Regions from separate parts of the Homo sapiens genome. Here region 1 is linked to region 2. The links are chromatin contacts, found by Hi-C or POLR2A ChIA-PET in ENCODE. All regions are on one chromosome and are shown on one strand. The core of a region is the stretch at or near the end of the contact, and the rest is flanking DNA. Distances in the headings are between cores, read along the strand shown.

Region 1 (3,191 bases), core at 1-2,500, 320 kb after region 2:
TCCGGGTTCAAGCAATTCTTCTGCCTCAGCCTCCCCAGTAGCTGGGATTAAAGGTGACTGCCACCACGCCTGGCTAATTTTGGAATTCTTAGTAGAGATGGGGTTTCACCATCTTGGCCAGGATGGTCTTGATCTCTTGACCTCATGATCCACCCACCTTGGCATCCTAAAGTTTAGGATTACAGGCGTGAGCCACTGCACCTGGCAGGAAGGAAGATTTAGAGGGCAACTTGTCAATTTGGATGGCATCCTGGGCTGTGGGGCTGGCAGGAAGCTGTCCTGGACAGGGCACAGAGTGGCCAGGACAATAGGGAGGAGAGGCACCGGCTGGGGGGATTTGCCAGAGGCGGTGCCTCCCTTCCCCAGCAGGGCATGTGCTCCAGATCTTGTGCCACTTGACATGCAGAGCCTGGGTGCAACCTGCAGAAACCATGTGGGCTGTGCCCCAGCCTTGGGGTGGGTGTGGACCTGGTCTCCCTGGGGATACTGGAAGGGCCTCTGGGAGATATTTAGGGCGCAGCCTGGACATCTATACCATGCACTGGCAAACATACAAACAACAAAAAAACAGGGTATTCTATATATTCTATTGATTTTTAAATGTTGGCTGCAGCTGCTACATTCCTCGAGAGTAACTGAGTCCCACACAAGAAACCCTAAGCTCAACAGATTCTCTATTAGATGATTGCATTTTTTCAGAAACAATCTCCTAACCACCAGGCCTCTGGCCAATTTCTTTTCTGAGTTCCTGTTCCTGCCAGAAAGGGCAAATTCATTATCCTGTGAGGTCCAAGCTGGCCTCTTGGAGGTACAGCAAAGACTTTTACCCTTGGCCTGGAAGCAAAGGCTAGCCATGTGGCGCCCTTGGGCTTTTTTTTTTTTTTTCTAGAAAGTTTTCTGGTGAGTTAAAAAAACGTGCTCAGAGTCCTACCCACCCCCACCCCCATCCCCAGCCCAGGCGAGTTGATGTGTGGATTCCTGGCATTTGTTATTTGCTGCCCAAATGACCCTGGCCTCTGGGAATGAGGCCCCGGACCTTTGCTTTTATGTCCCAGAGCTCCTGTGAGTTTTACAAAATTATCATAATTATATTTCAATCTTAAGAGCTAGTTCTGCATTTTAGGCTAAAAAGCAAGAAATGAGGGACAAGAAAGTCACTTTTTGCCTAGTGTCCCTGCTGCCCCCAGCGGTCAGCAGCCTCTGACGCTGAGGGTGTAGACCCGGGTTCTGAGGCCCCAGTGTGACTTTCCATTGTTCGCGAGGCCCTCACCCGCTGCGCCGCCCGGGCTGAGTCATTCTAAATTCCTTTCTTTGTGTTTTCTCTCTGCAGTCACGCAGAAATAGTTGCTCCACTAGTCATCTTCTTTCCTTAAACCAAAAAGAAAGAAAAAAAAATCTAGCCTTTGATAGTTCTTATTCACGAATCAGCTAAAATATGAGTCAAACACAAGTTTCCTGAGAGCTATAAATATTTGCTGCACCCCACCCTACTGGGAAATACCCACAGTCCGTGTTTCGCCACCGAGTGGCTCAAATCTGGAGGATTTCTTTGGTGTCCGGGGTAAAACGATCCCTGCTGTGAGTGGTTTTTAGGGCAGTGAATCTGTAATGTATTCCAAGCTTCTGAAGACAGGGTGTGTGTGTGTGTGTGTGTGTGTGCGTGTGCGTGTGTGTTTATGCTGTAACAATCGGTTCTTTAAAACGTATTTTTTAAAATACAAAGTCCTTATGGTGAAAGTTATGGACATTGACACTGGGATAAGAGAGTGGAGAAAGTAGTGAGCTGAATGGCATCCTTCAGGAGTGTCAGTGTTTTGTTTTTTGGTGTTTTTATTGGCAAGTAAATATGGGTCATTTGGCATGGCCAGTGGGCTGACATGAATATCAACAAGGGCCACTTTGTAGGCCACAGAAGCCACCTTATCATCCAGTCTGAGGTGTAAAGTTTGAGGGTGGATTGGGGAGGGTCACTCCAGCCTGAAGCCCAAGAGCCAGAAACCCTAGATTTGGGGTTCTAAAGTCAGGCGGAAGTTTTGGGGCTGACCTTGAGTTTTTGTATTTGTTTTTTACAATGCATTCTTTTTCTGATTGTTATTATTATTTTTAATGACCCAAAGCAATCTATAGCAATGCAATTGCTATAAAAATACCAATGACATTCTTCACAGAAATAGAAAAAAAATCCCTAAAATTAATATGGAACCATAAAGACCCCAACTAGCCAAAGCTATACTGAGCAAAATGAACAAAGCTGGAGGTATTACACTACCTGATTCAAAATATACTACAAAGTGATAGTAACTGAAACAGCATGGTATTGGTATAAAAACAGACACCGACCAATGGAACAGAATAGAGAACCCAGAAATAAATCCATGCATTTACAGCCAACATTTTTTTATAAAGGCACCGTGGACATACACCAGGAAAAGGATGCCTCCTTCAATAAATGATGCTGGGAAAACTCGATATCCATATGCAGAAGAATGAAACTAGACCCCTCACCGTCTCTGGACACACTGCCTATGAGTTAGCCCTGCTCCTCACACAGCAGCAGGAAAAAAAAAAAAAGCAAATAGACCCCTATTTCTTACCATATACTAAAATCAACTAGTCTGGGTGTGGTGGCTTATGCCTGTAATCTGAGCACTTTGAGAGGCTGAGGCAGGTGGATCACCTGAGCCCAGGAGTTTGAGACCAGCTTGGCCAACATGGCAAAACCCCGTCTCTACTAAAAATACAAAAATTAGCCAGGCATGGTGGCATGTGCCTGTAGTCCCAGCTACTCAGGAGGCTGAAGTACGAGAATCACTTGAACCCAGGAGGTGGAGGCTGCAATGAGTCAAGATCACACCACTGCACTCCAGTCTGGGCAACAGAGTGAGACCCTGTCTCAAAAAAAAAAAAAAAAAAAAAAAGAATAAAACACCTGTACGTGAATGTTCTAGCAGTGTTATTCATAACTGCCAAAAAATAGAAACATCAACTAATGAAAAAACAAATAAATAATAATATATCCATTCAATGGAATATTATTTGGCAATAAAAAAGGAATGAAATACAGATACATGCTACCAGAGGATGAACCTAGAAAACAGGCTAAGAGAAATAAGCCAGTCATAACAGATCACATATTCTATAAGAAATGTCCAGAATAGTCATATCTGTAGAGACGGAAAGTAGGTTAGTGG
Region 2 (3,484 bases), core at 33-2,532:
AAAAAAAAAAAAAAGCCTAGCTGGGCAAGGTGGTATGTGCCTGCGGTCTCAGCTACTCAGGAGGCTGAGGTGAGAGAATTCATTGAGCCCGGCAGGTTGGAGCTGCAGTGAGCCATGATGGTGCCACAGCCCTCCAGCCTAGGCAGCAGGAAAGAGGCCCTTCTCAAAAAAAAAAAAGCATAGACTCTAGGGCCAAATTGATGTGCTCAAGCAAAGGTTTTGCCACTTACGGTGTAACCTTGGGCCAGTTGCTTAACCTCTCTTGACCTCACTTGCCTTCTTTGTAAACCAGAGGTGATAATAGTATACCCATTTCATAGGGCTGTGGTGAGAACTAGAGGAGTTAATACATTTAAAGAGCTTAAAAGTGTCTGGTGCATAGCAAGTGCTACGTAAATGTTAAACCTTTCCTGCCCTTTTCCTCTGCTCCTCCTTTCCCTTGTTTCCTGTTACAGCATTCCTTCTTTTTTTCTTACTATTTCCTCACTATGCCTTTGCTTGAATACTAAAAAGAAACTACTGGTCCAACAGCAGGCAACACCTCATGCGATTACTTTAAATGACTTCAAAATAATACAAACATATCCAGCACAATAGTTTACATTTTAAAGGTGTTACACCCATTTTGTTTTGAGATGTGTCAACAAAACCCGTGTTTCTTTTCTTTCTATAAGTTTAAAATGTCCCCAAATCAATTAACAATAGAGGAAAGTCACACGATCTGTTTTAATTTTTCTCTTTATACTGCTATCTCCTGTTTCCCCTGTTTTTACACTTCTTTGCAGCTCACTTTCCTTATCTGTAAGATATTCTTAGGATGAACTTAGTAAGAAATGTGCAAGATCTAGATGAAGACCCACCAGATAGGATGCTCTCTTGCAGACACGCAACTCACTGACTCAACCAATGAGGAAATTATCCCACAAAGCAGATAATCCTAATGGAGGGCAGAATTCAGGACTGAGCATCTCAGTGATGCCGCCGGGAACCCAGGCTTCTCTGTCCCTTCACCGGACTAACCGAGTTCGAGACCACAGGGGGGTCAGGTAGCCAAGGCTGGGCTTTGACGGTAGGAATGAAGGAGGTGAGGGTGGCGCGCCGCAGGCCTGGGCCACTCCCTGAGTAGGGCGGCGGCGGCGGCGGCGGCGGCGGCGGCAGCGGCGGCAGCGGCTGCAGGCCTGGCCGATTGTGAGGAGACAGCGGTACCTCCTGGGCCGCGCACCCGACCCTTCCAGGGGTCCCGGCTCGCGCCGCGGCCGCGCGAGGCGCGCTCGAGCGGAAGTGGCGGCGACCCCGCCGGAAGCGCGCGGCTGCGGCGCGGGAAGCAACCCAGAGCCCTCCTCCCGCCTGCTCTGTGTAGGAGACAGCCTGCGGAGCCCACTGCCGGCGCGCAGAGAGCCCAGCAGCTCTTGAGTCCAGGAAGCAAGGGTGGGAGGAGGGACGAGCCAGTGGCAATGACCCAGACCCGGACGACCCCCATTGCTGAGCCAGCGGAGCTGCTTGGTGAGTGGCCTCCAGGCGGCATCTCTTGCTCTCAGCCCGGAGGGGGTTTTGGGGACCCAGGCTGTGGGGCTGCCTCTTCCCATGCCTTCAGTTCACCCCGATATGGGGTGAAAAACCCTAGAGACCCTCGGGTGTCGGTCCACCAAGGGAGGTCCAGACTCCCCAGGAATGTTGCCTGGGGAGGGGTGTCGCGGTGGGGGGGGGGGTGACCCAGGCCCACCCTCTGCAGGGCACTTAAAATGCTCCACATCCCCAGTGGATGCCTCCTGTCACGCATCACACCGTGGTGTATTTGAGATCCCATCTGCCACTTGGGCTGGAGGGAAATGAATGTTTTTGGGTTTCTTGTCATTGCTTCCTGCGGATTCCATTTTACTCCTGTTCGTTTATGGCCTCAAACATGAATTTGAAGAATTTTGCCCTCCCTGGCAGTATTGGGAAGAAGATTCTTTTGTTCAAGTCCGTTTGGACAATTAGATGGGAGTATTAACAAAAGGTCGGGCTGGGCACAGTGGCTCACACCTGTAATCCCAACACTTTGGGAGGCCAAAGAGCAAGGATCGCTTGAGCCCAGGAGTTCGAAACCAGCTGGGGCAACAGAGGGAGAACTTGTCTCTACAAAAAATTTAAAAATCAGCTGGGCATGGTGGTGCACGCCTGTAGCCCAAGCTATATGGGAAGCTGAGGTGGGAGGATTGCTTGAGCCCGAGAGTTTGAGGCTGCTGTGAGCTGAGATCACGCCACTGCATTCCAGCCTGGGCAACAAAGCAAGACCCTGTCTGAGGTCAACTCTGCCCCCAGGAAGGTATGGGACCTTGCAATCTTATCTAGGTTGCGTCTTTTTCATTGAAATCACGAAATCATTAAGGTAAGTAGGGAAGGGTCAAGATAGCTAAGATGAGTGAGGGGACACAGACACCAATAAAAGTTCTAACTTTGAGGACTCCTCCAGTATTCTTTTCATCCTAAAGCTTCTGGCCTATCAGCTAGTTCAGACACAGCCTAGGAGTCTCAAGCCAGTACAGGAACAAGGAGGCAGGTTGCCCTCTTGGGGCAAAGCTGTGGCCCCACCCTTGATGAAGAACGCCTGTAGGAACCCAGGACCTGTGAGCAGGTAGAGTCCTGAAGGTTTAAGATTCTGTGGAGCAGGTATGTGCAGTGCCAGTGCGCAACCAGCAACTGATGGACAGGAATAGGTAGAGCTGCTCTGAGTGCATTCCTTTGGCAAGCCTGGGCCAGAGGCACACAGGAAGGAATTAGTCATGTGGTATCATAGGCCAGGTGTGGAAGCAAATGAGCCAGAGTGGAACCAGGACCAGCCAGGGCCAAGGCAGGGAGAAGAGTTCCTCTAGCTGACATTGACAGGAAAGCAGAGTCAAAAACCTGGAATGGTTTGCTTCAAAGACTGGATGCTGCCTAATGACCTCGAAGGCCAGTGATACCTGGACTCTTGAGTGAGCAAGGCAGATTTTGGAATGAGCACACAACTTCAAGTAAGCCCGGAGATGATTACCTGTAGTTTCTGCTGCTCTTAGAGGCAGAATCATCTGAGAACTGATTGAGGAGTGCATGTATACCCCAGAGACTAGTGCACTCTAGGATAAAAGGAGTCATTCAGCCCTTACTTTTGGTTGGATGCAGGGTGTAGTTTCAATAAAATGTCACAGAACAAATTTCTAAGACCTTTAGGTTGAGTGAGTGTTAGAGTTTGTCTAGTAGTATATTTCTCATCAGTTACCTATTTAGCTGTTCTGCATAGGCCTTTGAGATAAGGAAATAAGTAAGATAAATTCTCCCCAGAAACCGCAAAACAATTATAATGTTGAGAGAAGAATGAAGTAGTAACTCTGTCTGTACTGAAGAAGGAATTCGGTGTACAGAAAAGAGGTCACTGCCTGAGGTCGGGAGTTTAAGATCAGCCTGGCCAACATGGTGAAACCCCATCTCTACAAAAATACAGAAATTAGTCGGGCATGATGGT

The links. Hi-C counts contacts between places; a loop is a spot of excess contacts on that map. ChIA-PET counts read pairs that join two places held with the same protein, here RNA polymerase II (POLR2A). Pooled maps may share reads with other maps.
Region 1: a map of CD8-positive, alpha-beta T cell shows a loop between it and region 2 (4-fold over the local background). The contact joins the enhancer-like site here to the promoter of KHDC1 in region 2. A Hi-C loop is called at or near these places in 1 of 168 maps with a recorded cell type or tissue (CD8-positive, alpha-beta T cell) and 6 of 50 pooled maps. POLR2A ChIA-PET finds 5 or more read pairs at or near these places in 2 of 52 experiments (GM10248 and activated CD4-positive, alpha-beta T cell).

What each region holds. Positions count from the first base shown.
Region 1 is chr6:73,579,226-73,582,416 of GRCh38, forward strand. No RefSeq gene overlaps it. Among named protein-coding and RNA genes, the nearest start is that of EEF1A1-AS1, 57 kb to the left of the region's middle. RefSeq lists enhancers at 529-1,372, 688-1,887, 1,278-1,607, 1,373-2,216, 2,217-3,059. Within about 2 kb of position 1,251, at least 39 of the 41 ENCODE cell types and tissues checked have a DNase peak (open chromatin) inside an H3K27ac peak, as active enhancers do; they include CD8-positive, alpha-beta T cell, where a contact is called at or near this core.
Region 2 is chr6:73,261,914-73,265,397 of GRCh38, forward strand. It overlaps KHDC1 (KH domain containing 1), which reads right to left and starts at 1,283. Exons shown (of 4, transcript NM_030568.5): 1 at 861-1,283. The region is part of intron 2 of LOC122539213 (KHDC1-KHDC1L); the gene reads right to left. It also overlaps the pseudogene KHDC1-AS1. RefSeq lists a silencer at 1,127-1,396.